Regions from separate parts of the Homo sapiens genome. Here region 2 is linked to region 1. A link is a loop called in an ENCODE intact Hi-C map of the cell type or tissue named here. Cell type or tissue: PC-3. All regions are shown on one strand. Each heading gives the region's core, and the rest is flanking DNA. Links, peaks and the distances in the headings are about the cores only.

What was found. Peaks named below come from ENCODE experiments on the same cell type or tissue, not always from the same donor. Only the 100,000 strongest peaks of a DNase experiment are listed, where the experiment ranks them.
Region 2: it touches region 1 in a loop (1.8-fold over the local background); 1 of 110 quality-filtered maps calls a loop at or near these places.

What each region holds. Positions count from the first base shown.
Region 1 is chr14:60,769,988-60,786,074 of GRCh38, forward strand. All of the region lies in intron 1 of MNAT1 (MNAT1 component of CDK activating kinase), which reads left to right. It also overlaps the pseudogene MAD2L1P1. Among named protein-coding and RNA genes, the nearest start is that of MNAT1, 43 kb to the left of the region's middle. RefSeq lists enhancers at 9,505-10,005, 10,006-10,506. In PC-3, for the core only: no CTCF peak of the experiment used is centred there; a DNase peak (open chromatin) is centred at 8,114; H3K27ac peaks cover 992 bases.
Region 2 is chr14:60,922,903-60,938,989 of GRCh38, forward strand. All of the region lies in intron 7 of MNAT1 (MNAT1 component of CDK activating kinase), which reads left to right. Among named protein-coding and RNA genes, the nearest start is that of TRMT5, 50 kb to the right of the region's middle. RefSeq lists an enhancer at 11,329-11,623. In PC-3, for the core only: no CTCF peak of the experiment used is centred there; no DNase peak of the experiment used is centred there.

The DNA.
Region 1 (16,087 bases), core at 6,361-10,360:
GTGTATAGTTCAGTAGTAAGTATATTTACATTGTTGTGCAATGAATCTCTAGAACTTTTTCATCTTGTAAAACTGAAATTCTATACCCATTAAACTAATTTTCCCTTCTTTTCTGCCCTTTGCCTTTGACAATCACTTTTTAACTTTCTGTTTCTGTGATTTTGACTGGATACTTCATACAAGTGGAATTATGTAGTATTTGTCTTTTTGTGACTGCCTTATTCACTTTGCATAATATTCTTGAGGTTCATCCATGTTTTAGCATGTGACAGGATTTCCTTTTTTAAAAGGTGCATAATATTTCATTATATATATATAGTATCCTTATCTATTCATCCATCAGTGGATATTTGGGTTGCTTCTGCCTCTTGACTGTTGTGTTAATGCTCCAATGAACATGGGTATGCAAATATCTCTTTGAGATCCTGCTTTGAATTCTTTGGAATATTTACCCAGAGGTGCTGGATCATATGGTAGTTTTATTTTAAAGTTTTTTTTAGGAATCTTTACACTGTTTTCCATAATGATTGCACCATTTTATATTCCCACCAAAATGCACAAGAGTTCTTAATTTATATATTTGTTATTTTCATATATTCTGTTCCTTTCACATATTCTTTTCAAATATTCTGTTCTGCTCAAATATGTTTTGAAATATTAACCCAGCAGTGGGATTGTGGGATCATATGGTAGTTTTATTTTCAATTTTTTTAGGAATCTTCATACTGCTTTCCAAAATGGTTGCGTTATTTTATATTTCTACCAAAAGGCACAAGGGTTCTTAATTTGTATATTTGTTCTTTTCAACTTACTTTGTTCATTCAGCATTGTGTTTATGAGTTATATTTTTGATATTCACAATGTTAATGCACATAGTTGTAATTTGTTCATTTCCACTGTTATATAGTATTCCATTGTAGGACTGTACTGCATTTTATTTATCCATTCTGCTGTTAATGGACATAGGTATTGTTTCCAAATTTCTTTTTTGCTATAGGAAATTATACTGCTGTAACATTCTTGTATATGTCCACTGGTGTATATGAGTTATGGTTTCTCTAGTATATATACGTAGAATAAAACTATTAGGTAATAAGGCATGTCCATTTTTAACTTTACTAGGAAATGCCGTTTTGTTCTTTAAAGAGGTTGTACAGTTTACACTCCTATCAGCAGTATGGAGGGTTTTTTTGTTTGTTTGTTTTGTTTTTTACATCTTTGCCAGCATTTGGTATTGTCAGACTTTAAAATTAAAAAAAAAATTCAGATGTGAAGTGGCATTTTACTGTGGTTTTAAAATGCATTTCCCTGATTGTTTCCCCTTTTCATGCTTTTTGGTAGTTTCTGTTTCCTCTTCTGTTAATGCCTGTATAAGGTGAGAATTTGTCCACTTTTTACTCTCCCTTCTGTTACTTCTTTTTCACGAATTTATGGTAGTGGCTCATACATTAGTTTGCCTGCTTTTGCCTTTGTCCCTATAGTCTGCTTTCACACACAGTGGCCAAGAATGAGCCTTAAAATAAGTAATTTATGTTCTGCCACTTCTGTATTCTAAACTCTGTAGTGGCTCCTCATTTCATGCAGAGTAGAAGCCAAAGTCCTTATAGCGTCCCTTCTGTCTTACATGATCATTCTCCAGCTTCTCTGATCTTATTACAATCCTTGCCTACCTCACTCTCTCTACTATCCTGAGCACTTTTCACCCTGCCCTACATTTTCTTCTTTCCCTAGCTCTTCTCTTCTAACACTACGTAATTTATCTGTCCATGTTAGTATATAGGCTCTATGAGGGCAGGGATCATTGTTTTGCTTATTGAAGTATTCCTAATGCCTCAAACAGTGCCTGCTACATGATGGGCACCTAATGAATATTTATTGAATTGCTTTGAATTCGGTGAAAAAGTGTCCATTTTCTATGATGGGTAAATTTTCTTTGAAGGTATTTTAGTTCTCTGAATAATAGGAGTTTTCTGTAAAACTAAACAATAATGGAGAGCAATTTTATGCTTGCTTTCAGTTGTACTGGAAGGTTTCATTTTCCCTTGTTGAACACTTGTTTAGATGAATTAAAGAGCGCATTTTTAAGGGCTCTAAGATTATTTTTGATTATGAGTTTTATTACAGGGTAATCACTAGGGAATTTAAAATTAAGATCAAAACCATACTCAGGAGGCTGAGGCAGGAGCATTGCTTGAGGCTAGGAGCTCAAGGCTGCATTGTGCTCTGATTGCACCACTGCCTCCAGACTGGGCAACGGAGTGAGACCCCCACATCTCTAAAGAAATTGACATAAATAAATTAAAAGATGATGAATTGGCCGGGTGCGGTGGCTTATGCCTGTAATCCCAGCACTTTGGGAGGCGGAGGCAGGTGGATCACCTGAGGTCAGGAGTTTGAGACCAGCCTGACCAACATGGTAAAACCCTGTCTCTACTAAAAATACATAAATTAGCCCGGTGTGGTGGCAGGTGCCTGTACTCTACTACTGTAATCAGCTACTCTGGAGGCTGACACAGGAGAATTGCTTGAACCAGGAGGCGGAGGTTACAGTGAGCCAAGATTTGTGCCATTGCACACCAGCCTGGACAAGAGTGAAACTCCCCATTTCAAAAAAAAAAAAAAGCCAATTCTTGGCTTTCCAAAAAAAAATCAAAATCAGATATTTAGATTAGAAACTCAGGTTGCATTAGTGGTTTCATCACAGGATAACCTCATTTCTTGTTAATCACAAAGTATATAATCTTATACGTCTAAAAGTAAAAAGCTAGTCTGAGATTTCTTGATTGTGTTGTAGTGAAAGAGGAAGAGTTCCAGAGTGCTAGGTAGAAATGAAGAGTAATCCCAAGGCTTTGAGGTGTCTGAATAAGCAAATGAAGTAAGGAAGGCAAAGTCCAAGAGCTGCTGTTTTTTTTTTTTAATTTTTTAAAACATTTATTTATTTATTTATTTATTTATTTATTTATTTGAGACAGAGTCTCTCTCTGTCGCCGGGTTGGAGTGCAGTGGCGTGATCTCGGCTCACTGACTGCAACCTCTGACTCCCTGGTTCAAGCGATTCTCCTACCTCAGCCTCCTGAGTAGCTGGGATTACAGGCACACGCCACCACATCCAGCTAATTTTTGTATTTTTAGTAGAGATGGGGGTTTCACCATGTTGGCCAGGATGGTCTCGATCTCCTAACCTCGTGACCTGCCCGCCTTTGCCTCCCAAAGTGTTGGGATTACAGGCGTGAGCCACCACGCCTGGCCTGTTTTTTATTTTAATAAGTTGAAATTGTGATAGACTGTAGAGAAACTTTGAGAGTTGGAGTTGTTATGTTTGATGTAGTGAGTGGAAGTATTTTACTAAGGTGTTACATTCATTCAACCACTATTTGCACCAAAACACAGGGCTTGAGATACCAATAATGAGCATAACAAATGTGATCACTGTGTTCATGGAATAATATATTTGGGGAGACAGATATTAAACACAAAAATTAAGAAATATAAGATTCTTGATTTTGATAAGTGGGCCATAAAAAGCAGGATATATATCAATTGGGGTTTGGTCAGGAAAGCAAAAACCACCCTAGATATTTCAAGCCATGAAGAATTTACTTCAGGCAATTACAGGCTTACAAACCTGTTAGGAAGGGCTAGACAGTAATGTAAGAGAAACTGCCCCATTCAGAAAGTCAGAAAGAACAGGAATTGTTGAAAAACTGCTGCTGCTGATTCCACTTGTCTCTTATGTTTGAAGCAGGTGGTTCACAGAAGAGTACCTGAAAGCTGTGAGTGAAACCTAATGTGTCATATGCTGATGCCCATGTGCTGTCCTTTGCTGTTGAAGGAACAGTAATGCTTCTGTTGTCTTTTTGCCTTCCAAAGCTTTTCAGATGTTTCTCAAGATGTTCTCAAGAGGTAGAAGCAAAACTGGAGCTTTGGTCTTAGGGATTTTGGAAAATGAATGTAGTTTCCAGATTTCTAGTCCCTGGGAAGAGCACAGAATGATGAAAATGGTTTTAAGTTGCCAAGAGACAATCTGGCATAATTAGCTATGAGAGAAAATAACAGGGTCATCAATTTTAGATTGGATGGTAAAAAAGTCCTCTTTAAGGAGGAGATATTGTCTGATGGATAAGATCTTTTAAAAGACAGATCAATTTCTAACAAGAATTTTGGCTGTTTTGTGGCACAAGTGGAGGAAGACTTAGGAGTAGGGATAATTTTTCCAGTAAGAGTCTTTCTAAAGAGGTGACATTTGATTTGATACTTGAGTGATGAGAGGAGGCAGCCATGGGAAGATTGGGAAGAACAGAATGTATGGCTGAGAAGACAAATGCAGTTGCCCTAAGGCTTGAATAACCTTGGCATGTTGGAAGGAAAGAAAGAAGAGAGGGGTAGAATGATAGGAATGAAGCTGAAGAGTTAGGTAGGGGTCAGGTCATGTAGTATCTTCAATGGTGTGGTAAGTCATTTGTATTTTATGCTATTTAATATGAGACACCATTGGGTCATGAACAAGGGTGAGAAATGAGCTAATTTTCATTTTAAAGATACGATTTTGGCTGTTCTGTAGAGACTACATTTGGAGGAAGAAGGTGGGTAAGTGTTGGGGATAAGTAGTCGAAGTAAGGAGAACAGTTGGGAAATCTTAGCAGTACTTCAAGTAATAAGTGATAGTGGCATATAACAGTGCAAATGGCCAAAAGCAGATGTATTTTAGATTGTATTTTAGATGTAGAGTCATCAGTCTTGGTATTAATTAGATGTGGGTAATTAGGAAGTGGAAAAATCAAGGAAGCCTCCTAGGTTTTTGGCATTAGCAACTATGTGGATTGTGTGACATTTAGTGAAATAGGAATAACTGGGGGAGGAGCAGATAGAGCAGTATGAAATAATCAAGTATTCTGCTTTGGACTTGTTATGTTTTGTCATTGTTTAGGAGTCAAAACTTGTCATGTTTTGTCATTGATTAGGAGTCATTGATTAGGTGGTTGGTTGAGCTGAGGGATGAGATCAGGGCCGTAATCAGATTTGGGAGGCACATTTACAGCTGTTTAGACTGGATATGATCATTTGTAGGGGGAGAAGAATGCCCACGACATAACTCTGGAACACTTCAACTTTTAGGTGGTTTACAGAGGAGAAGCAGCCAGAAAAAGAAACAGAGAAAGAGAGACAGGTAATAGGAAAACTAGTTAAGTGTGAGGTCACAGAAGTCTAGAGAATAAAGTGTTCCCAGATGGAGGAAGTGGTCAGTTAATGCTGCTAAGAGGTGGTATTGGATGAGGACAGAAAATTCTTCTCTGTTAATTAACTATTGGCTTTGGCAAGATTGAGGATATTGGTAAAATTCATGAGAATTGTTTCAGTGGAAAGTCAGGAATAAAAGACTAATCAGAATGAGTTAAAGAGAATGGGACATAGCAGTATAGACAACTCTTGTTTCAGGAATTTTGCTGTGAATGGGAATGGGGAAATTGGGTAGTAGCTGCAAAGGAATGTAGAGTCAATTTAAAAAAATGGTTGTTGATATTAAGGTATGCTTGCATTCCAATAAGAATGATTCAGAAGAGGAAGAAACTCATAATGCAGGAGAAGGGGGAGATAATTATAAAAGTAAAATACTTGAGTAGGGATTAGGAAGTGGGATATAGAGCATAACTGGAGGGGAGGTATTGACTTGTAGATAACAACAGAGATATTTTTTTCATTTTAACCTGAAGGAATGCAGTTAATATGGTTATAGAAACAGGTAGATTGATGGCATTGGTGTTTAGAAATGAGATTATTTTTGTCTCTATAGTATGAGGCTAGGTCACTAGCTATGATTGAGGTGAGAATGGGAAATGTGAGAAGTCTGAGGAGAGAGAAGAAAGTATGAAATGGTTCATTCAGGGAATGGGAAAATGACTTTAATTAAAAATTGTAGAAGGAATGTCTGGCAGTGTTGAGTCTTCATCTGAGATCTGTGGTGTTAATTTTAGTGTGAATAATTTTAGTGTGAACTTCAGTAAGGTTATGAGATGTTTTTCTTCAGCAAAATTTAGCTGCTCAGATACAGTCATGGACTGGTAGATAGATGGCTTCAACCATAGATGGATCAGGTGGAACAACAGTGGAGAGGAGCAAGTGAGTTAAATGCATTTGCAAAGGATTGGTTTTAATTCTAGATGCTGTAATGTATGCTTGTGTAAGGATGAGGTTAGGACCTTGAGAGGGGTGATAAATAGGGAAAAGTAGTAGTGTCAGTGGATGGGAGCTCCTTGTGAGGTCAAAGGATAGAGTAGTGGTATTTAATGCAAGTCATCTGAAAGGAGAGGGAAAGGTGTTCAGAGAGTGAGATGCTAGAAACAGACAACCCAGCAGAGAGATATATATATATTGATAATGACAAGATTGCAGGCTGAAGGTATGAGGGTGAGTGACTTAAGTGGGATGGGGCAAGAGATCATTGGAGTGAGGCAGTCCAAGGAATTAAATGTCTAGGATAATGCCTGGCTTATTTATGAGGATGTTCAAGTTGCCAAAAATGATGATAGGTATAGTGGTGAACAGGGAGACCAGACCATATAAGCCAGATGCTGAAAACTGTCCTGGGGGGGGAGGAGCAGATACTTTTAGGGGAGGCCATAACTGAGGATAAAGATGGTGGGATTCCAGAACTAGTATCACTGATTGAAGTGTCTGCAATATGAGTATGTATTACGTATTGAGAATACTTTGGATCATATTCACTATAAGTGGTTCCAGAGGGTGATGGGGAGGACATGAGAATACAGTGATTGTGATCATGGCAGGAAAAAGGTGTACAACATTTAAATTTAAATGGACTTGTATAGTGTTGTGGTTTTTTTTGTTGTTGTTTGTTTGTTTTGGTTTTTGTTTTTTTGAGACAGAGTCTCACTCTCTTTGCCTAGGCTGGAGTGCAGTGGCATGATCATTGCCTGATGCAGCCTTGACTTCCCGGGCTCAGGTGTTTCTCCTACCCCAGCCTCCTGAGTAGCTGGGATTACAGGTGCACACCACCACTCCCGGCTAATTTTTTTGTATTTTTAGTAGAGACAAGGTTTCGCCATGTTGCCCAGGTTGGTATGGAACTCCTGGGCTCAAGCAATCCACCTGCCTCAGCCTCCTAAAGTCCTGGGATTACAGGCGTGAGCCACCATGCCCAGCCTTTGAATAGTGTTTTAGGAAGTTAATTTGAGTAGTTGGGAGAAGGGGAAATATGCTTAAATAGCTTTAGGAAACTAGCTCTCTAGGTAAGGTATGTGTTTCTCTTTGTATAATCCCATTATTGACACTCTACTACATATAAGATTTTGTTTTTGGATGGGTGCAGTGGCTCATGCCTGTAATCTCAGCATTTTGGGAGGCTGAGTTGGGAGGATCGCTTAAGGCCAGGAATCTGAGACCAGCTTGGACAACACAGCAAGACCTCGTCTTTACTTGTACCCCACCTCTCCCCCCCCAAAATTTTTGTTTTTCAGTCTATTTTAAAATTTTGATGTAGCATAAGCAGTCCAAATAAAGGTATTTGATTTAATCTCATGTATTTTCTGCATACTTTTAAATTTACAATTGTTTTCTTTACCTTCATATTGGATGTTTTTTTAATTGCTTGTATGGCTAGCCTGTTGAGGTCCTCTTTTTGCTTAGTCCCCCCATTCTCATTCCATAATACATATTGGGAAAAGATTATAATAAATATTGGGAAAAGGTTATCTCTACACTGATACCTTTCATGTTTACATCTTTGTTTACCATAGAGTCTGCTCTTGTGCCATCAAAGTATCTAACTGAATATAAAACATAGCATTAGGAGTATCTATCTTCTATAGATGCTATCTATAGAAGCATCTTCTAGTGGAAAGATTAGGATGAGAACAAAGTAGACCATAACAAGTATAATAGCCATACAAATAGCTAGATGGTTATGCTTAGTTGGCTGAATTTAATAGGCTGGGTTCTGGAGCAAACCAGAGCAGTCTGAGAATTCATTTCTATTGGCAACAACTGAAGGAATGCCAGGCAGACTTTGAAATCTGTGCTGGGTCTAACTTGGTGATAGTGGGTTTGTTTTGATTCTTTTAAGATTCTGAGTCACTATTCAGCCCAGTTACTACTTGATGCTTGCTCTGCTAGTCATCTTCAGTGATTCAGTTTTGGCTGCAAACCTATGAAGAATTATTGGTCAGAGTGAAATGACATTGAAATCTGGGGACCTAAAGTGCTATGACCTACTCTTGTTAGAATGGGGAGGGGTGTATGAGACTCAGATAATTATAATAAATAGAGTTCTGGCCCAGATTTAACTCACAGTGTGTCTCTGTTATCAGAGTCCTTTCTCTGGTTCCTAGTTTTGTAATTGGAATCAACATACATGGTAGTTGGCAGAATTCTCAACTTGGCTCCTTGACCAGTTTGGTTAAGTGCTTTCCTAGTGGGGGAAGATCAAGTGGAAGCCTCTAAAACTGTACCTTCCCTCACCTTGGAAGGGACAGCATTTCTTCTAGTTTGGGATTAACACATATTCTGGGTCCACATGTTTGCTTTTTCTGCCCATAAGTCCACAGCCAGCACCACTATCTGAGGACTTACAGAGTGTTTGATCCACTAATACGGGATCTTGAGTAATATTGTCTCTTACCAAGAGTCGCACTTTACAGGAAAGATGTGTAGCAGTGGGCCAAAGTTCATGAATCCACTGGTCTTAACTCATACTGCTCCACCTATAATCCTCTGGATTGATAGAACAGTTGTAATGGGCTCATAAAGGTACAACTGAGATGCCAGATTGGAGGTGATCCTCTACAAGGATGGGTTTCATCCCTCCAGAATGCTTGGCCATCATATGGATATTCATTATATTAAGTATCCTCAACAGGTAATATGTACACGGGTTCAACAACCAAGGGATGGAATAGGAGTGGTCTCATTTACTATCATACCCAATCCTTACTTGAGGAATTTATGCTTTCCATTCATATAGCTTTAGACCCTGTGGGCTTAGAGGTTCTTGTCTCCAGAAGTAGAAATGCCCTACTAGGGAACAGACACAATGAGAGTTCCATTAAATTTTAAGCCATGCCTGCTGTCTGGTCACTTTGGGCTCCTCTTGCCAAAATCACTAGGGAAGAAAAGGAGTCACCATCCTGGTAAGGGTAATTGACTCTGATCATTATCACGGTATGGACAGAGAAGAATATGTCTGGCATTCAGGGGATCCGCTGATATGTCTCATGGTGTTCCTAAGCCCATTATTTTAATAAATGTACAAATACAGTAGCCATTGCCTAAAAAGGGCATGGTAACCAGAGTTTCAAACCTCTTAGATAAAAGGATCTGGATCGCTCTACTGGCAAGCTGCTTACACCAGCATAAGTGCTAGCAGAGGATGAGGGGACTCTAAAGAGGGATGATGATCTGTTATGGCCAGGAAATCAACTACAGCATTGGGACTATAGTTTGTCTTCTTCTCTTGAAAGTTTCCCGTGGAAACAAAATAAGTAGAATCCTTAAGAAGCTGTTTCCGGCTGGGCGCGGTGGCCCACACCTGTAATCCCACCATTTTGGGAGGCCGAGCAGGAGGATCATGAGGTCAGGAGATCAAGACCATCCTGACCAACATGGTGAGACCCCGTCTCCACTAAAATACAAAAAATTAGCTGGGTGTGGTGGTGCACGCCTGTAATCCCAGCTACTCAGGAGGCTGAGGCAGGGGAATCGCTTGAACCCGGGAGGTGGAGATTGCAGTGAGCCGAGATCGCACCACTGCACTCCAGCCTGGCAACAAAGTGAGACTCCGTCTCAAAGAAAAAAAAAGAAAAAAAGAAAAAAAAAAGAAGCTGTTTCCTGCTAGAGTGAACTTACTCTAAGAAGCAAGTGGATGGTCTTTACTTTTGAAACTCTTGGCGGGGAAGTGCTGTTGGAGCCGCTGTGGTTGCTGTCCGTGTAGTGAAAGCGCGTGCCTTTGTTTGTGTCCCTGGCCATGTGTCCCTGGCCATGGCGCTGCAGCTCTCCCGGGAGCAGGGAATCACCCTGCGTGGGAGTGCCGAAATCGTGGACGAGTTCTTCTCATTCGGCATCAACAGCATTTTATATCAGCGTGGCATTTATCCATCTGAAATCTTTACTCGAGTGCAGAAATACGGACTCACCTTGCTTGTAACTACTGATCTTGAGCTCATAAAATACCTAAATAATGTGGTGGAACAACTAAAAGATTGGTTATACAAGTGTTCAGTTCAGAAACTGGTTGTAGTTATCTCAAATATTGAAAGTGGTGAGGTCCTGGAAAGATGACAGTTTGATATTGAGTGTGATAAGACTGCAAAAGATGACAGTGCACCCAGAGAAAAGTCTCAGAAAGCTATTCAGGATGAAATCCGTTCAGTCATCAGACAGATCACAGCTACAGTGACATTTCTGCCACTGTTGGAAGTTTCTTGTTCATTTGATCTGCTGATTTACACAGACAAAGATTTGGTTGTACCTGAAAAATGGGAAGAGTCGGGACCACAGTTTATTACCAATTCTGAGGAAGTCTGCCTTTGTTCATTTACTACTACAATCCACAAAGTAAATAGCATGGTGGCCTACAAAATTCCTGTCAATGACTGAAGATGACATGAGGAAATAATGTAATTGTAATTTTGAAATGTGGTTTTCCTGAAATCAAGTCATCTATAGTTGATATGTTTTATTTCATTGGTTAATTTATACATGGAGAAAACCAAAATGATACTTACTGAACTGTGTGTAATTGTTCCTTTTGTTTTTTTGGTACCTATTTGACTCACCATGGAGTTAACATCATGAATTTATTGTGCATTATTCAAAAGGAACCAGGAGGTTTTTTTTTTGTCAACATTGTGATGTATATTCCTTTGAAGATAGTAACTGTAGATGGAAAAACTTGTGCTATAAAGCTAAGTGCTTTCCTAAATCAGATGTTTTGGTCAAGTAGCTTGACTCAGTATAGGTAGGGAGATATTTAATTATAAAATACAGCAAAGGAAGTCTAAATATTCAGAATCTTTGTTAAAGTCCTGAAAGTAACTAATAATCTATAAACAATGAAATATTGCTGTGTAGCTCCTTTTGACCTTCATTTCATGCATAATTTTCCCTATCGAATCAGTTTCCAATTATTTGACTTTAATTTATGTAACTTGAACCTGTGAAGGGATGGATATTTGTACTGCTTGATGTTCTGTGATACAGAACTCTTAAAAATTTTTTTTTGTGTTTTATAAAATCAAGTTTTAAGTGAGGAAATAAGTTTGTTAAAAACAAAAAAAGAAGCAAGTGGATTTGTGTGGTGTAATTTGCCTGCTCATATAATCCACTCATTTTTCTATAGCATCATTTATTGATTTGTAGAACCTCTTTATATAGTATGAATATTATCTTTTATGTATGATGAAAAAATTGTTTTCTAGTTTGTGGCAAGTCTTTTAATAGTATTGTGTTTCCCCTCCCACTTATGAAAAGTTTTAAATTTAAAATTGTTGTTTTTAGAGATGATGGGGTCTTGCTGATCTCAAACTCCTGACCTCAAGTGCTTCTTCAGCCTTGGCCCCCACAAAGTGCTGGGACTACAGATGTGAGCCACCACACCTGGCCTTAAATTTTGATAAAATGAAATTTATCAATCTCCTTTACATGGTTTAAATTTTTTTAGTTACTTTTAGGAAATTTCTGCCCTGATCTCGTAATTATATTCTCCTATAATTTGATAAAAGTTTAAAGTTTTCTCTTTGATCTTTAGTCATTTGTTCATAGGGGATTTCTTTTTGTGTATAGGGTGAAAGATAGGGATCTAGTTTTTTTCTCTCCTTATCTAGAAGCATCTCTCCTTATCTAGAAAGCATTTATTTAGTGTCTCAAGTATTTATTTAGTAGTCATTTATTTCCACATTGATTTGTAATACTACCTCTTTCCTATGCCGTATTTCCATGTATGCATGGATTTTGTTTGTGTGTGTGTGTGTGTGTGATTTTTTTTTTTTTTTTAACAGAAGTATACTTGTTCCTTACAGTGTGCTGTTATGTTGGTGGTACATGAATCCATAGACATCTTCCTGGAATGTCAATTTTACCTAAAGAATATGAAAAAGATTGAGTAATTGAATAACTGGTAACTATTTGAGGACATTTTTCAATGAAATAAGGCTGTTTGAATTATGGAGTCAAATAGAACTTTCATGAAGTTTTAGCTTTTTAAGCTAAAACGTGATACAATTTGAAGACATGTTGAGCTTATGGGGGACCATTTGAGGCCATTTCCCCAATTTTCCAGGAAGTTCATTCTTTATCATTTAAGAATACTGTGGTAGAAAAGGGTGAGAAGGACTACCTTACATGGACTGTTTTTATTTTTTGTCAAAACGTTGTGTTTATTGTTCCATGTATACACTGTGTGTATTGATACCTTTATTTTTTTTGTGATCTCTGCCTGGAATGTCATCCTTCTTTCATATTTCAAGGCCAGCACATTTTTCATGGCCCAGCTCAATTCAACCTATTTCTTGAATCCTTTAACAGTTGTAATCCTTGTTACTGGCTCCTTTGAAATCTGGTCCTTACTGGGTATTCCTTGTATTAAGTAATATTTCTAATGGCTAATGTTTATTGAGAGTGTACTATGTGTCTGGTATATTTCTAAGCATTTTACCTGTATTAACTAATGTAAATCTCATCAGCTCTGAAAGCTAGGTTTTTACCCCTATGTAGGTATTCTTTTTATTTCTCACAAGGAAGGAAACAGAGGCACAGAGAGGTTTAATAATTTAAATAAGGAAAAGCAGGCAAACTGGCTTCAGAGTCTGTGCCCTTAACCAGTATGCTCTGCTCCCTCTCAGTTGCTCAATAAATAATTGCTCAGGAATGAATTTACCACTTATATTAACACTTAGCAGACATAACTTTGTTCTGTTGTTTTATGGGTGTGTTCTTTCCTAACTATATAATACATCCCTGAAGGCAGGGATAAAATCTTATACTTCTTTATAGTATGGCTTTATATTTCATACTTCATTAGACGGATTTACTACTTATAACAAATCCCTAGTAGATGTTCGTAGGTGATGATAATGAATTTGGTATGACCTTTAGATTTGCCATAGAGTAACATAAACCTAATCATTCATTGTCAAGTGGGTCTAAGCTTTCTAATAAGACCTGTTGGTTTGAATACTCCAGAACCACAGATAAATAACACTATGAGATCTCCTGGTTCTGAAGCTGTGGGGTTTGGCTAGACCTGTAACATTCTATTCAGTTGGTAGAGAGATCCCCAGAGATTAGGTGACAGATTTCTGGCCTGCACTTAAACTATGACCTGGACAGGTCATTTTGTCTTGCTATCTGTAAAAGGAGAAAATCATATTTAGTGCAGCTTTTATTTTTAAATCATGGTCTTTATGTAGACCATGCTTTTTAGAAGCAAAGTTATGTACCTTCAAAGTAGCATATTCTCTTACTTTGTTATAATAATACATACCATTATGTTGGTACAAATTTGGAAGAATGTATTATTACCAGCAAAGCTGTGCTCTAGCCCAGGCTGGAGTGCAGTGGTGTGATCTTGGCTCACTGCAAGCTCTGCCTCCCAGGTTCACGCCATTCTCCTGCCTCAGGCTCCCGAGTAGCTGGGACTACAGGCACCTGCCACCACGCCCAGCTAATTTTTTGTATTTTCAGTAGAGACAGGGTTTCACCGTGTTAGCCAGGACGGTCTCGATCTCCTGACCTCGTGATCTGCCTTCCTTGGCCTCGACCTCCCAAAGTGCTGGGATTACAGGCGTGAGCCACCGCGCCCGGCCTTTAGTTTTACTTTTAAATAAAGAGCAAAATATTTACGTATTTTTTGAGATAGGGTCTTACTCTGTCACCCAGGGTGTAATGCAGTGGTGCGATCACAGCTAACTGTATCTCCAACTTCCTGGGCTCAAGCGATCCTTGCACTTCAGCCTCCCAAGTAGCTGGGACTACAGGCCACTATGCCCAGCTAATTTACTTTTATTTTTTATTTTATTTATTTAATTTGAGATGGAGTCTTGCTCTGTCGCCCAAGCTGGAGTGCAGTGACACAATCTCGGCTCACTGCAACCTCCGCCTCCGCCTCCTGGGTTCAAGCCGTTCTCCTGCCTCAGCCTCCCTAGTAGCTGGGATTACAGATACGTGCCACCATGCCTGGCTAATTTTTTTTTTTTTTTTTTTTTTTTAGTAGAGGCGAGGTTTTGCCATGTTGGCCAGGCTGGTCTCAAACTCCTGACCTCAGGTGATCCACCCGCCTCTGCCTCCCAAAGTCCTGGGATTACAGGCATGAGCCACTGCGCCCAGCCACCCAGCTAACTAAAAACATTTTTTTTTTTTTTAAATAGAGATGAGGGTCTTGCTGTGTTGCTCAGGCTGGTCTTGAACCCCTGGACTTAAATGATCCTCCTGCTGCGGCCTTCCAAAGTGTTGGGATTATAGATGTGAGCCACTACACAAGGCTGAAAATATTTTTTCCCCCGCAAGACAGAGTCTTGCCCTGTCACCCAGGCTGGAGTGCAGTGGTGTGATCTCAGCTCACTGCAACCTCCGCCTCCCGGGTTCAAGCAGGTCTCCTGCCCCAGCCTTCTGGGATTACAGTTGCCCGCCACTGTGCCTGGCTAATTTTTAGTAGAGATGGGGTTTCTACATGTTGGCCAGGCTAGTCTCGAACTCCTGACTTTGTGATCCGCCCACCTCGGCTTCCCAAAGTGCTGGGATTACAGGCATGAGCCACCGTGCCAGGCAACGAAAATACTCTTTTTACAGTTAGTTTCTGGAAAGTGTAAGAATTCTTTGGTCAAGTGGAAAGGACTTGATAAATGTGTAGCTATAGCTAACACTTTTTTTTTTTTGAGAACGAGTCTCAACTCTGTTGCCTAGGCTGCAGTGCAGTGGTGTGATCTCAGCTCACTGCAACCTCTGGCTCCCAGGTTCAAGCAATTCTTGTGTCTCAGCCTCCTGAGTAGCTGGGACTACAGGTGTGTACCACCATGCCCAGCTAATTTTTGTATTTTTAGTAGAGATGGGATTTCACTATGTTGGACAGGCTGGTCTCAAACCCCTGACCTCAGGAGGCCTCAGCCTCCCAAAATGCTGGGATTATAGGCATGAGCCACCACGCCCAGCCAGCTAGCACTCAGTGAACATTTACTATGTATCAGGAATTGATTTAAGTTCTTTTACCTATAATAACTCATTTAATTAAGTTGATTGTTGGGTGGCCATTTGATTTTTTAAAAGGTTTCCATTTCCCCCTCTTTATTAGTGTAATTCAAAAATAGTTGTCAATACTAATCAGAAAAATAAAAAATTACAAATATAAAATATAACTTAGGTTTTGAAACAATCTGGGGAACGGGTCTCAAACTTGTCTGTTATTTTATTAATTGATTTTCCCTAGTGTTTATTAGGGATTTAAATGATTAATTGAAAATGTTAGCAAATGTTGAGCAAACATTGATATACTTTGCTTTCAAGAAAACAAAAATGAGAACATTGTATTTTTAGAACTATTTCACCTTGAGTTAAGCATTGCTTGTCATAAACCAAATACAGTTCTTGCCTTCATAGCCCCACATTCTCTGTATGGATCTTCTGGAATTTTCTGTTGTTGAGGTAGGAGATGATAGTTTATTCTCACACATCTGCTTTATATAGCTTATATAATTTAGTCTATAATTATTTGCTAGTATCAACTGTTTTTAATTGATTCACAAGAATGTATATTCTTGTACTCATCAAACATTTGAGGGTTCAGCTTTGCATTTGACAAGGCACCTGGCATAGTACTGAGAGGATAGCCAACTGTTTAGCTTAAATATTTGAGGACCTAATGAATAGAAATAGCATCTTGACTAGTTGTTATATTTTATTCTATTTAAAAGGTCATAATAATGGATGCTTGATAAATATTGACCTAGAAGAAATAGTTTAAAAAATGAATTATATATATTTTTTCATGGCCTCTTAAAAATAGTAGAAAAGTACAAACTGTTGTGGATATGAAGAGTGAAATAATGAAAATAAACCCAGTGTTAAACTCTAAGAAATAGAAACA
Region 2 (16,087 bases), core at 7,128-11,127, 150 kb after region 1:
AAGGTTTGATTCACAGTTTGCTTTCATTTTTTTGTGATTTAATTTTGGCAACTTATATGCAGTAAGTATCTGTTATTTTGTTGTAGGTGAAGAGTCCTAGGGCTCAGTAGATACATTCTACTTGGGAATGGTACTTTACTACCATAGATACTTTCTTTCCCATATTTGTGAATAAAATTGAGCATTTGTTCAAATGTACACTTTCCTGGAATAAAGTTTATGGTTTTTATTCCTGTCTCAAAGGGATCCTGATTCCCAATAGAGGACCTAGAGTAGTGGTCTCAAACCATATATCAGAATCACCTAGAGGGTTTTCTAAAACAAAGATTGCTGGGCCGCACCTTCAGAGTTTGTGATTCAGTAGGGCTAGAGTGAGACCCCAGAATTTCATTTCCAACAAGTTCCTAAGTAATGCTGATGCTGATGGTTAAGGACTATACTTTGAGAACCACTAGCTTAATCTTCGTTAATAGCCTTCTAGACCTTTTTTGTTATATTGCATATTTTTGTTATTATACATATTTAACAAAAATGCTTCTGTTACATTTGCTACCTGTCTTAACCTACTATATCTTATCTTTACATTTTATACTTTACATTAATACTTTAAATGATACATGTTTATCCATTGCATCATTTACAGTATTTCATAACATAATTTATTTAACCAGTCTTCAATTAGACATTTAGGTCAGTTTTCATTTGTTGTTTTTATAAATAGAATCTTGCTAAATTTTTATGTGATCTTCTAATTATTTCATTAGCAAAAAATCCCTGGATTAACGGATGGACATGGCATGGCACGGTGGCTCACGCCTGTAATCCCAGTACTTTGAGAGGCTGAGGCAGGCGGATTACTTGAGGCCAGGAGTTTGAGACCAGCTTGGGCAATATGGTGGAACCTTGTTTCCACAAAAAATAAAAAAAATTAGCCAGGTGTGGTGGTGTGCATCTGTAATCCCAGCTACTCTGCAGGCTGAGAACCCAGGACTGCACTCCAACCTGGATGACAGAGCGAGACTGTCTTAAAACAAAACAAAACAAGATAAAAACAGTAGATATATTTATAAGGCCCATTTGAGGTGTAAGTGACTTAACATCCCTGGCACTTGAACACTAATGAATATTATGACTGCCACTTTAAAGGAGGCAGAAGAAGTTTAAAAAGTAAAACAAAAAGTTTGTTTCAGAAAACAAGCATTTTACCTCTGTTTCAAATAGTCTAATTTTTTTAGTGATGAAAACTTCTGAGACCAGTAGATGTTTGTAAATAAAAAACATTTATGGCAGTCTTTGTAACTGTAATGAAACTGGTAGAGAGTAATAATAGCCTGTTTTTTGTTTGTTTGTTTGCTTTGGGGGATATTTGCAATACAGTTTATTGATATGTCACATACATGTAAAGTTTATAATTCACCCCAGAATTTATATTACTAAGTTTGTGCTAGTATTAAAGAGCTTTTCAAATTCAGTGCCTGTTTAAAAAAAAAAAAAAAAAAACTGTACTCCATGCCTTGAAAATAGCAAAACTGTGATATAGATTAAGGTGGGGAAGCATTTTTTTTTCTATTTAGAGCTATAATAAGAAAAAATAAATTGAGACAGTGGTTTTTAATTTGAAAAAGAGAAATGAAATATTTATTCATCTACTTTTAAAATGGAGAAACAATAATATGTATGTGAAATCTTTCTTCTGTACTGTAAAACTAGCTACACAAATAACATCACCCTCCCTGACTCTCAAAATAAAATACTAAACCCATACAGAGAAAACTACTCTGAAAGACAGCTCCACAGATGAGGTCACTGAAAGGTGTCCAACATTGGGGATGTTGGGTAAAGCAAGGCAGGGAATGGGTGAGTGAGGGCAAAAGCTGACAACTTGGAAACATATTAAAAGTAGGTACTAGATCAAATTCAGTCTGTCCTGTTGCATTGCCTATTTCTAGAACGCATATTTATAACATGAATTAGCTCACACATGAATGGTAAATAGTGGAATGATATCTGTATAATGTAGATTCCATATTGTAGAAGCTATTTTGTTTGCACATGATTTTTCCCAGTAAGTAAATATGTTACATTGTTAATTAATAATAGCAGCTGAACTCAGATACAGTTGGCTGTCCATTCATGGGTCCACATCCATAGATTCAACTAACGGCAAATTGAAAGTATTTGGGGAGAAAAACAATAGTTGGGCCTACATTGAATGTGTACAGACTTTTTTCTTGTCATTATTCCCTAAACAATACACGACAACACCTATTTACATAGCATTTATAATACGTTGTATTAGGTATTATAACTAACCAAGTATATGCTCCCTGGTGTCCAGGGGGGTGAAAAATAAATTAAATAAATAAAGTATATGAGAAGATATGCACAGGTTATATGGAAATACAGTGCCATTTTATATAAGGGACTTAAGCATCTGCAGATTTTGGTATCCTGGGGGTGGGGTTCTGGAAGCAATCCCCCACAGATGCTAAGGGATGACTGTATATGGAAACAAAAACACAATGGGATGCATGAAGCCACAGAGGAGTAAAGAGAGTGCTGTACAGGATGTCTAGTTATACCATGTTCTTCCTTTTGGCTTAGTTTTGCCATGCATCCTGTCTTGGAAGTGCTACTTGTGGAATTCTTCCCAAGTTTTGCTCATTTTGCTTGTTTTTATAACTTAGCAACCTTATCCCTTCCTTACACTTCCTTCCATCAGGTTACATTCACTTTTTTCTTACGTTTCTTATAAAACCTATATTTACTGTATCATCTGTTTATTTGGAACTTAACCAAGCTTTAAAAAATCAACTGTGTTAATACTTTTTGGAGGAATAATTAATGTTTTTGTTGGGTCCCTGGTTATGTTATCTTTCATGTCTGGCTTCTTTCATGTTTTTGAGATTTATATTGTAGATTTTGTGTGGACTGTCCCCGATTTCACTTCTAACTTTTAAGTTCACATTTGGCAGAATATAAGATCTTTCAAGAAAAATTATGTTATCACAGAAATGCCAGAGTAATGTTATAGAACTCTGGATCATAGAGTAGGTCAGTCAGAAGCACTTTAGCACATAGAATTGCTCAGTGTAAGAGGAGATCTTTTGATGGAAATTCAGTCATGATTGTGGACTTTCATCACAATACTGTTCATTTGGCCCTACTCTCTGGTTAGAAATCCCTAGTAGTTAAAAGGTCTTCTCCAGTTATGAGGTAAACTCATTACCTCAGAAATCACCCTTATTCTACCCACAAAGAGTTGTTGAAAGAGATATGAAAAAAACAAAATGCGCTTCCTACTCTCACACACCACAGTCAATACTTCTGACGACAGGTGTTGTGGGGTTTTCCCCCCACACACCAACCAAAGCAGTTCTCCAGTCCAGTAGACACCAACTGGGCGTCCTCTAATTCAGTTCTGTTCTGACACTGTCTATCTGAAGATAGTATCATATACCACAGGTTAAGGGCTCAGTCCCATAAGACTGCCCTCCACTTCAGATGCCAGTCACCAGTAGTAGGTTCTTACCTATACTTCCGACCAAACCAGATATAAATTGGGGGTTCCCACAGACCATTCGTCAGTTTTGATTAATTTGCTAGGGCGGCTCACAGAACTCAGGGAAACACTTTACTTATGTTTATCCAACTATTATAAGGGATATTACAGAGGATATACGTGAACAGCCAGATGGAAGAGGTGCATAGTTGGGGAGCACAGAGCTTCCATGCCCTCTGACATGCCACGCACCCGCCACGGATCTCCACAAGTTCAGCTGTGCAGAAGCTCATCCCAACTCTGTCATTTTGGATTTTTATGAAGGCTTAATTATGTAGGCTCTGTTGATTATATCATTGGCCATTGGTGATTAACTCAACCTTCAGCCTCCTCCCTTCCCTAGAGGTCAGAGGGTGAGGCTAGAAGTTCCAGCCTGCTAACTGCATGGTTGGTTCCCCTTGTGAACCAACCCCATCCTGAGGCCATTCAGGAACCCATAAGATTTGCTTCCTTCAAACAAAAGATGCTCCTATTACCCAGGAAATTCTAAGGCATTTAGGAGCTCTGTGTCAAGAAATGGAGTCAAAGACCAAATATTAGAACAAAAGATTCTCCTTGCCACCCTATCTATAAGTTTATTAGCCCTGTGCCAGGGACTGTGGGCAAAGACCAATATGTATGGTTCTTATTATTTCAAAGTTAATTTACATGTTCAAAAGGAAAACTATATCTTCTGACTTGATGTGGGCCTTCTTGAGATACATCTCCTTTATCAGAGGTCATCCTTTGGGACCTATTGCTTATTTGGCCCTGTAAAAGGCACTCAGCCTGGGATACTGTTTGAGGTTTAGACTCAAGACAAAGGGTAGACATGCAGAGTCTATGATGCTCTACCCAATTTCGTTAATTTTAGTGTGCTACTACCAAAGACTTAAAGCTACTTTTAAAAACTTTATTGAAGTAAAATTTACATACCACAAAGGTAACGCATTTTAAATATATGATTCAGTGATTTTTGGTAAATTTACCAAGTTGTACAACCATCACTACAATCAGGGCCAACTTCATGTATGTGTAACCAGTACAGTCTCACAGGGCCCCATGCCCAGAAAGGAGCCCTGAATTCACAAGGGTGCCCTGTACTTGGAGTTTAATACTCTGTGGTTGTCATCTTGAATTCTTAATAATTTTATGTTTAGATTTATCGTTTTGTAAGTAAAGTCTGATGGGACAATTGAACATGCTCTAGGGGCTTTGAACCACGTATTCTTCCCACCTTGAGACATGTTTTCGACCACCTTCTTTCTGTTTCTGCTCATTGTTGCTGCCTCTACCCACGGTGAGGCTGTGGACACAGGGAAGGTCAGGACTGGATGTATGTGCCTTGTGTGCCTCTGAGGGTCTGCATTTACCCAATGAGTATCTCATGACTGAGGGATACAGCATTAAATAGCAAATAAAGTACCATAACAGGTCAAGAGAGAGACCCTAGAAGAAAGGAAAAAAATGTTTTCCTGCTTTTTAAACAAAGTGCCTGCATTTTATTTTGTACCAAACCTGACTACAGTCCAGTTTTAGAACCTTCGACAACCCCAAAAGATCCATCATGTTAGTTTATAGTTAGCCCCCTTTCCCATCACCAGACTTGGGCAACCACTTAGCTCTTTTTTGTCTCCACAGACTTGCCTATTCTAGACATGTGATACAAATGGAATCATAAGTATGTGGTTTTTGTGTCTGGTTTCTTTCATGTTTCTGAGGTTCATATTGTAGTATATATATCCATGTTTCATTTCTTTTTATTGCTGAATAATACTCCATTGAATGGATATACTACACGTTATCTATTTGCTTATCCATTCATCAGTTGATGGACTTTTTGATTATTGCCACTTTTTGGACACCATTAATAATGCTGCTATAAATATTCATACTGTTTGCATGTATGTTTTCATATATCTTGGATATATACTTAGGAATGAATGCTGGATCATGTAACAAATTTGTATTTAACTTTTCAGAAGCTGCCAAACTGTTTTATAAAGTGGCTGTACATTTTACATTCCTACTGGCATGAGGGTTTCCATTTTCCACATCCTCAGCAATGTTTATTATTGTCATTTTGATTATAACCATTGTTGCGAGTAAAAATTGGTATCTCATTAATTTGTCTTTCCCTCATGGTTAATGATATTGAGCTTCTTTTTATGTGTTTATTACCCATCCATATATCTTCTTTGGTATGATGTCTGTTCAGATCTTTTACTCATTTTAAAGTTGGGTCATTTGTTTTATTATAAAGTTACAAAAAGTTATTTTTTGATTATGTGATTTTTTAAATAAAAAAATTAATAGTTAAAAAAAGAATGTCATTTTACAAAGCACTTGCCATATATATATATCTTATAATTCTTTATATATTCTGGATATCAGCATTTTATTAAATATAATCTGTGGCTGGGCACAGTGGCTCATGCCTGTAATCCCAGCATTTTGGGAGGCCTAGGTGGGCAGATTACAGATTACGAGGTCAGGAGATCAAGACCATCCTGGCTAACACGGTGAAAGCTCGTCTCTACTAAAAATACAAAAAATTAGCCAGTGTGGTCGCATGTGCCTGTAGTCCCAGCTACTCAGAAGGCTGAGGCAGGAGAATCACTTGAACCTGGGAGGCAGAGGTTGCAGTGAGGCGAGATCATGCCACTGCACTCCAGCCTGGGTGACAGAGTGAGACTCCATCTCCCAAAAAAAAAAAAAAAAAAAAAAATATATATATATATATATATATATGTATATTTATATTTTGTAAATATGTTTTCCTAGAGTGTGGTTTGTTATTTTATTTTTTAATGATGTTTCTTGAAGTATAACACATTGAATTTTGATGAAATTCAGCTTACCAATTTTTTCTTTTATGGATCATGCTTTTGGTGTTGTATCTAAGACACTTTTGCCTAACCAAAGGCCAAGAAGATTTCCTCTTATGTTTTCCTGTAAAAGTTTTGTAATATTACCTCTTACATTTGGGCCTCAGATCCATGTTAAATTAATTTTTGTATGTGGTGTGGGCTAAAGGTCCAAGTTCATCATTTTTGCACAGAGATACCCAATGGTCCCAGTACCATTTGTTGAAAAGAATATTCTTTCCTCACTGAACTCCCTTTAAAACCATGTGTTTTGCCTATTATCCCCAGTAATTCCTAGTATAAGCAAAGCTTTTTGATTATCGAGTCCTGAACGTTTTCTTGACCTGGGGAATATTGCCTTTTCTTTTCCTGAATTACACATTTAGCTGTGAGCCTATCTGTAATAATAATAGTGAGCATTAGACAGAAGTGTTTGTTAACTCTGAGGAATTTCTAATTTTAAATAAGAAAATTATGAGGAAACATTTTATATCTTTCCTGTCAATTTATAATTAAATTTTGAAATAAGTATTTATTATTACTGTTTTACATCTAGAAGGGTCTCTGATTCCCAAGCCATGAAACATTCTGACAGGAACCACCCTCTTTCAACCTAAAACAAACAAACACCTAACCTTCTAATGCCAAAAGGTCTTAATTTTATTTCACTCTTTAAACTCAAATTGTTTGCATTCAGAGGTCAGAAAAATATAACATGCTTTGGTAAAGTAAAACTGGCTTCCTTAATTACTTTTCCAGGTCAAAAAGTAGAGGTCATTGAGGCAGTGTTTAGTTTTAGTTGTGTTACAAACACTATCATCAGTCAATTCCAGAGTATTTGCTTAAGAGGATATCCTCCTTCGAGATCTTTATTACTAAAGATTCTTCTTCCGTCTTTATTATTATTATTATTATTATTATTATTATTATTATTATTTGAGTCTATTTCCTTCTCTAGATAAGCTTTTCTAAGTCTGGGAACATCTCTTGTTCATTTTTGTTTCTCCATCTCACTATACTCTACCCTGTCCCCTCATACCTCATCCCACAATGCCTTGATGGCACAGATGTTCTGAAATGACTTCTTAAACTGAAGAGAATTTAAGAGATATAATGGAGAGAAGTATGATATTGCCAAGTGCCAAGATTCTCCTTCCTTCTGAAGTATATTAAATGTAATTGTGCTGGGTGGAAGAATTATGAAGACCAATTAGCCATAATTCCTCTTTCAAAAGCTGACAGTCTGGAAAAGGGAGATTGTCATATAAACAAGACATAAGAAGAGAGGGTCAAGGAACATTTCATAGAGATATGGACATTCAACTTCATTTTAAAGGATAAGTAAGAGTCTCCTAGTAGCATGAACAGAACATTCCGTCAGAACAGAAGGATTCAGAGATTTGACAGAACAGGGTGCCTTGAGGGAAATGTAAGTAGTTCAGTCTGACTGGAGCACAGGGTTTGTAACATAAAGTGACAAGAAACTAGTTAGGATCAAATCATGAAGAATCTTATTTATCATATTAAGTATTTTGAGTAATACTCCTTTCCCCCTTTTTGTTCCTGTGTGTCTTAAATCAAGGTTGAAAACCACTGCTATCTCAGTAACTAGGCTCTGAACCATACACTCTTAGTAATAGGTAGCTATGGAAGACGTTTAAATAATTGAGATATTCAGATTTATATTTTAGAAAAAATACTTCTGAAGGCAGCAGTATGGATCATGTATTTGAGAAGCCTGAAGTAAAATAAAGTGCCAAAATAAGAGAGTTGTAAGCAGTGAGGATGGAGTTGAGGGAATGGATTTGAGACTGAAGGGATAGAATTGAAAGGACTTGGCCACTGACTTCAGGTGCAGGGTAAGGAATGAGTCTAGGAAAATTCCAAGGTTTTTGGCTTGAGTGTCTGGATGGCTCTGTGATGACTTTCATAGGGTTCAGGCTTCCTTCAGAGTTTTGCACAGCCTATAGAATATGCCACTTAGACACAAGTCTTTGTGTGAGAGCTGCAGCAGGGATCTGAATGATTAAGGCAGCTGCTCAGGCTTGCTTTCTCACTACTCACTTTTGTTGCCTGTGTCAGGGAAAGGCCAGGGAGAGAAATAATTGGGGACAGGGACTGCATTTATTCTGCTGCCAGAGAGTATGTGCAGCTGCCGCTTCCTTCTGATTCACCACTACCACTTGCCACAGCAGCTGGGCTGGACCAAAATAGGTAGACTGTAAAAGATTCTGTGATAACAAAGCCCATTGCAGCACTGGGTGTAACTTGAAATGTTTTTTATTCATATTTCTCTAACTTTTTTCTTATTTCAAAAATATGTCTGTAGATACATATCGTAGACCTGAATTGTATATTTAATATGTAAGACCCTTAATATTTTTGATTTAGTCAGTGTGGGAGAATAGTACTACTTACTTTAATGCATATATATATATGTGTGTATATATATGGTGTGTGTGTATATATCTATAACCTTTGACACTCTGAAAAGAGCTGCTTAATTGTCAAGGTAGAAGATTTTAAAAACATCCTCAAAGTTTTTTTTTAAAAAAACAATGGTGAATTAATTATATACTCCCTTAGATACTGAGCCTACTTTTTAAATTTTTTAATTCAGTCATTTTGAGAATTAAGTGTGTTATTTGTCCATTGAATTAAGTTTGTGTGTAAATATTTGCCATTTCTAGAATATTCATACTTCTTACTCTTACTAATTTTTTCTGATAAAAACTTCATATTATAAGGATGTTAGTTTTAATCAATTTTATATTATCAAGTTTTCTAGTATATGTCTTTAATTTTTGCTTGTACAAACCTATATATTAGGTTACATTAGAGTTCTGTTATCTTTTTTCTTATGTAAGTTTAGTCTAAAATAAGACTGACATACTAGTTTTTAATTCGCTCATATTTCTTAAATTTTTGTTTCATTTGTAGTATAAAATCACTTTTTTAGAGAATAATATTTAGTTTTTCTTCTATCCTTGTAAAACTACAGCAGCCTTAAATTATGCTATAGGTGTTCATTGTTGGTTCATCATAAAATAATTAACACTTGCATTCCAGAACTGTAATTCCACTTAGTACAGCATTTCATTTCATTTTTTTAAAAGAGGTTTCCATTTTTAGAAAATTTGGAGGTTTTTTCCCTCCTTTAAAGACATGGTTAAATAATGATTAATATAGTTCAAGAAACTGTCTTACGTGGAGTGTGCAGGTATTTCAGCTCTGTTTTTTTCTTTTCTTTATTCTTTAAATGTTAGATAGATTTTAGTTTACCACTTTAGAAAACTATTTTTAACTGTTTTTATATATTTATATATCTCATACTGAATGCCAGGTAAGAATTTTATTCTGCACTACTGACATTAATTCCCAATAGTTAAACATAATAGATGACCATACAGTTGTTATCTATTTCTTATCCTGTGCTCTAGGATTTATCATTTTTAAAGCTATGTGTTAGAGATCATACTTATTTCTGAATAGCTAAATATCAGTGTTTTTGCATCATAATTTGGTGTATACTGTGTTACATTTTCAGAAAATTTGATTTGATAAATATAACCATAATCTTAAAAACAAAACTTTGAAGATATATGAATCACTTTGTAAATAATAATAATATGCAGTACAGTGTAGGAGTTGAGAGAATTTTTGGAATTATATTGCCTGAGTTCAAATCTTGGCTGTTTTGCTTGGTTTATAACCCTAGGCAGGTAACCTACCTAACATTCTGTGTCTTTGTTTCCTCCTTTATGAAATGGAGATATCTAATGGGGTTGTTTTGAGTACTAAATGAGGTAATATATGGAAGAGCCTAGAATACTGACTGGTAGAATATTGAAGTATAATATAGAAAGTCCGGTCCCTTAGAATCTATTTGTATTATACTGATTTTAGGTCTATTGAGATTTTCTACCTTTCCTTTCTCTCCTTTTTTTCTTCTTCTAATTTGATCAATTAGGCATATCGACACAATGATAAATTGTTGTATTGCCGTTCTTCCGTATAATTTTGGCATTTAGTTCAGTGTAGCATTTATTTCCTAATTATTGAAATAAAAATTCAGTTTATCTTTAAGGAAGACTACTTGGTTTTCTGATGTTTTGAAGCAAACAAAGTAGCGGGTAAGATGTTTTGTCCCAGTGATTTTATTTGTGCTCTTAACACCAAGGGAAAGTCACAGGTTAAATTCTTAAAAAGAATTTAAGGAAAAATGTAAAGAAAATAAGGGAGTACATGATTGACAAATTATCCCATTTATTTATTTAATAAGAATTTTAGTTTTTAAGAAAATGAGATGTCCTTCCTTTGTTATTTAAGTAAAAAGCATAATCACATCTAAAACATGGATCTAGACAATCCCATAGCTATTGACAGTCTGAAGTCCTACCCATAATTGTTTGTTTTCCTTGTTTATCTCCCTGCTCTAATTCCGTACTATGGTATTCCTTTGAGAGGCTCTGTCCCACCCTTTGTTACCTTGTATATAGAATTTTTTCACTTAAATGAATTCCCCAGAAAATCTACGCACATTGTCTGGAAGATTTAAGGGTTACCAGGAGGGATCATATTACCTATGTTAACCTAAAAAAAGACACTAGAGAAAATTATCTCTAAATATGTTTAGTTTTCTTGGGAATGAGAAATAAGGATTATAAAGTGGAATGGATGAAAGGGCAAGCTACAAGTGCATTCAGTGAGGGAAGAGTAAAGGGAAGCTTTTATTAGCCAAAAGGTAGAGATGTACATAAGCTGCTTAGAAAGAGAGTTTATTGGTTTCAGAAGTTCAAAGTCCAAGTTGTTGACAATTCATTCGTAGAGATGCTGTTACTGGGCAAGTGTTCTTCCAAGAGCAACTTATCTGAGTTACTGCCGTCCTAAAGAATATACAGTGATAAACCTTGTCAAAGGCAGGAGATGCATATTTCTTACAGGGATTTTAGGACATCACTGGAAACAGACATGTAAGCATGAGCCTCCTTTCCTTGGTGCCTTCCTGGCCCTATTTTGTCTGGGTCTGAAAATTGATTTCATCCTGGTATCTGCACCTTTACACCCAACTGTAAACTATGACCATGATATGGTTTGGCTGTGTCCGCACCCAAATCTTATCTCGAATTTCCATGTGTCGTGGGAGGGACCCAGTAGGAGGTAATTGAATCAAGGGGGCGGGTCTTTTCCATGCTGTTCTCCTGAGAGTGAATAAGTCTCACGAGATCTGATGGTTTTAAAAAAGGGAGTTTTCCTGCACAAGCTGTCTTCTCTTGTCTGCCGCCATGTGAGACATGTCTTTCACCTCCTACCATGATTGTGAGGCCTCCCCAGCCATGTAGAACTATAAGTGCAATTAAACTTCTTTCTTTTCTAAATTGCCCAGTCTTGGGTGTGTCTTTATCAGCAGCAAGAAAATGGACTAATACAGACCATATGTCACATTGCTCATTTCATCTCTTCTGTCTTTTTCCTTCCTCTCTTTCTGGAACATAAAGAAATTACTTCCCTTGCCTGTGGAAGGCAATTTCTCCCACATTTAAATGCTCTTGGGAGGGGCAGAATGCCTCACTTTCCCTAGTTTATCAAGGGTTTCCTTCTAAACAAAGTGTGTAAACAAATATAGAGGTGCTTTCCCTAAATTAAGGAATTCTAGTGAAGTAGATTTTCTGTACCTTAGTACCTTTGTATTTGTGGTTGTTTATTATTCATTTTCCATTTAACATTTCACAAGTAGCCTAACTTCTTTAATTTTAGAGAGGCTTTAAATGAAGAATTTTAAATGAACCTAAGAGATTATCTAGGTAAATGTGTTTTCCTTTTCCCTAAGTTTTTGTTGATGCTGTCAGTTAGTTTCACTATATGTAGTCAAAAAACTCTTGAAGAGGACCATTTGTGTTACGTAGATAGGGGCCATATTTCAGGCAATTGTCACCTTCCCCACCTCTCTCCCCCTCTCTTTTTTTTCTTTCTTCCTCCCTCCCTCATCTACCTACCTAGCCCCCATCCCTCCCTCCCTCCCTCCTTCCTTTCTTCTTTCTCTCTTTCTTAGCATTATAGTTGATATTGAAATACTTTATATAAAGTGCAAGAATGTACTTAGATGTGACATTGATAAAAAGTTGCATTTTGATTCTTACTGTTGCTTATTCATTTTCCATTAGTTGAAGGAACTAGAAATTACTTCCAGATGTGTTGCTTTATTCCTTGTCTTCAAGAAGTAGTATCTTCTCTTATTTTCAGTATTTTAAATTCATTTAACAAATACTGTGAGTGTGTTATGGGCACATAATGTGTTTGGACATTGTGAAAAATTCAAAAATATATTATGGCTTCTGCTCACAGAATGACAAGTGATGGAGAAATGCCAGGAATAAGAGTATGATGCAGGGTAGGAGGAGAAATCAGAAAGCAATAGATTCTATATACATAGATTTGGGCCCTCACAGATGCTGCTTTTTTCAAACATATAGTTGAAGATGCAGTATTGGATTTGAAATTCCCTGTAGATAAGGAAATTGAACATCAAGCTGTTGCCGAATTTTGCTCCTTAGTTCAGCTAAAACCGGGCTCTTGTCACGCAACCAGGGAAATTTAGGCATGCAGACACATTGAAAGGTGAGTAGAACAGGATATTATTAGGCTAAAAGGGAAAAAAAGAAACAAAAAACCCAGCACAGTGAGATGGACTCCTGCTAACAGGCCCCCAACCTCACAGGTTGAATCCCAGGCCACCACACAGGAACTGAGGAGGCCAGGATCCTCCTTGCTACTGGTGGCTCCACCCCGTTCCCCCAGTGCGCATGTGGGCATGCTCAGACAAGGTCATGGGCAGGTTCCCTCATCTGCACGAAAGCATCTGATGTAAACACTTGTGGGGCTGTTCAGAGATTCTCCGGAGACCCCTTTTTTGTGTGTGTGCATTTTTTTTATTATACTTTAAGTTTTAGGGTACATGTGCACAACGTGCAGGTTTGTTACGTGTGTATACATGTGTCATGTTGGTGTGCTGCACTCATTAACTCATCATTTAACATTAGGTATATCTCCTAATGCTATCCCTCCCCCCTCCCCCCACCCCACAACAGGCCCCCGTGTGTGATGTTCCCCTTCCTGTGTCCGTGTGTTCTCATTGTTCATTTCCCACCTATGAGAACATGCGGTGTTTGGTTTTTTGTCCTTGCGATAGTTTGCTGAGAATGATGGTTTCCAGCTTCATCCATGTCCCTACAAAGGACATGAACTCATTATTTCTTATGGCTGCATAGTATTCCATGGTGTATATGTGCCACATTTTCTTAATCCAGTCTATCATTGTTGGACATTTGACTTGGTTCCAAGTCTTTGCTATTGTGAATAGTGCTGCAATAAACATACATGTGCATGTGCCTTTATAGCAGCATGATTTATAATCCTTTGGGTATATACCCAGTAATGGGATTGCTGGGTCAAATGGTATTTCTAGTTCTAGATCCCTGAGGAGTTGCCACACCGACTTCCACAGTGGTTGAACTAGTTTACAGTCCCACCAACAGTGTAAAAGTGTTCCTATTTCTCCACATCCTCTCCAGCACCTGTTGTTTCCTGACTTTTTAATGATCACCATTCTAACTGGTGTGAGATGGTATCTCATTGTGGTTTTGATTTGCATTTCTCTGATGGCCAGTGATGCTGAGCATTTTTTCATGTGTTTTTTGGCTGCATAAATGTCTTCTTTTGAGAAGTGTGTGTTCATATCCTTCACCCACTTGTTGATGGGGTTTTTTGTTTTTTTCTTGTAAATTTGTTTGAGTTCATTGTAGATTCTGGATATTAGCCCTTTGTCAGAAGAGTAGGTTGCAAAAATTTTCTCCCATTCTGTAGGTTGCCTGTTCACTCTGATGGTAGTTTCTTTTGCTGTGCAGAAGCTCTTTAGTTTAATTAGATCCTGTTTGTCAATTTTGGCTTTTGTTGCCATTGCTTTTGGTGTTTTAAACATGAAGTCCTTGCCCATGCCTATGTCCTGAATGGTATTGCCTAGATTTTCTTCTATGGTTTTTATGGTTTTAGGTCTAACATTTAAGTCTTTAATCCATCTTGAATTAATTTTAGTATAAGGTGTAAGGAAGGGATCCAGTTTCAGCTTTCTACATATGGCCAGCCAGTTTTCTCAGCACCATTTGTTATTAAATAGGGAATCCTTTCCCCATTTCTTGTTTTTGTCAGGTTTGTCAAAGATCAGATGGTTGTAGATATGTGGCATTATTTCTGAGGGCTCTGTTCTGTTCCATTGGTCTATATGTCTGTTTTGGTACCAGTACCATGCTGTTTTGGTTACTGTAGCCTTGTAATATAGTTTGAAGTCAGGCAGCATGATGCCTCCAGCTTTGTTCTTTTGGCTTAGGATTGACTTGGCGATGCGGGCTCTTTTTTGGTTCCATATGAACTTTAAAGTAGTTTTTTCCAATTCTGTGAAGAAAGTCATTGGTAGCTTGATGGGGATGGCATTGAATCTATAAATTACCTTGGGCAGTATGGCCATTTTCACAATATTGATTCTTCCTACCCATGAGCATGGAATGTTCTTCCATTTGTTTGTATCCTCTTTTATTTCATTGAGCAGTGGTTTGTAGTTCTCCTTGAAGAGGTCCTTCACATCCCTTGTAGGTTGGATTCCTAGGTATTTTATTCTCCTTGAAGCAATTGTGAATAGGAGTTCACTCATGATTTGGCTGTTTGTCTGTTATTGGTGTAGAAGAATGGTTGTGATTTTTGCACATTGATTTTGTATCCTGAGACTTTGCTGAAGTTGCCTATCAGCTTGAGGAGATTTTGGGCCAAGGCGATGGGATTTTCTAGATATACAATCATGTCATCTGCAAACAGGGACAATTTGGCTTCCTCTTTTCCTAATTGAATACCCTTTATTTCTTTCTCCTGCCTGATTGCCCTGGCCAGAACTTCCAACACTATGTTGAATAGGAGTGGTGAGAGAGGGCATCCCTGTCTTGTGCCAGTTTTCAAAGGGAATGCTTCCAGTTTTTGTCCATTCAGTATGATATTGGCTGTGGGTTTGTCATAGATAGCTCTTATTATTTTGAGATATGTCCCATCAATAACTAATTTATTGAGAGTTTTTAGCATGAAGTGTTGTTGAGTTTTGTCAAAGGCCTTTTCTGCCTCTATTGAGATAATCATGTGTTTTTTGTCGTTGGTTCTGTTAATATGCTGGATTATGATTATTGATTTGTGTATGTTGAACCAGCCTTGCATCCCAGGAATGAAGCCCACTTGATCATGGTGGATAAGTGTTTTGATATGCTGTGCTGCTGGATTTGGTTTGCCAGTATTTTTTTGAGAATTTTTGTATCAATGTTCATCAGGGATATTGGTCTAAAATTCTCTTTTTTTGTTGTGTCTCTGCCCGGCTTTGGTATCAGGATGATGCTGGCCTCATACAATGAGTTAGGGAGGATTCCCTCTTTTTCTACTGATTGGAATAGTTTCAGAAGGAATGGTACCAGCTCCTCCTTGTACCTCTGGTAGAATTCAGCTGTGAATCCCTCTGGTCCTGGACTTCTTTTTGTTGGTAAGCTATTAATTATTGCCTCAATTTCAGAGCCTGTTATTGGTCTATTCAGAGATTCAACTTCTTCCTGGTTTAGTGTTGGGAGGGTGTATGTGTCAAGGAATTTATCCA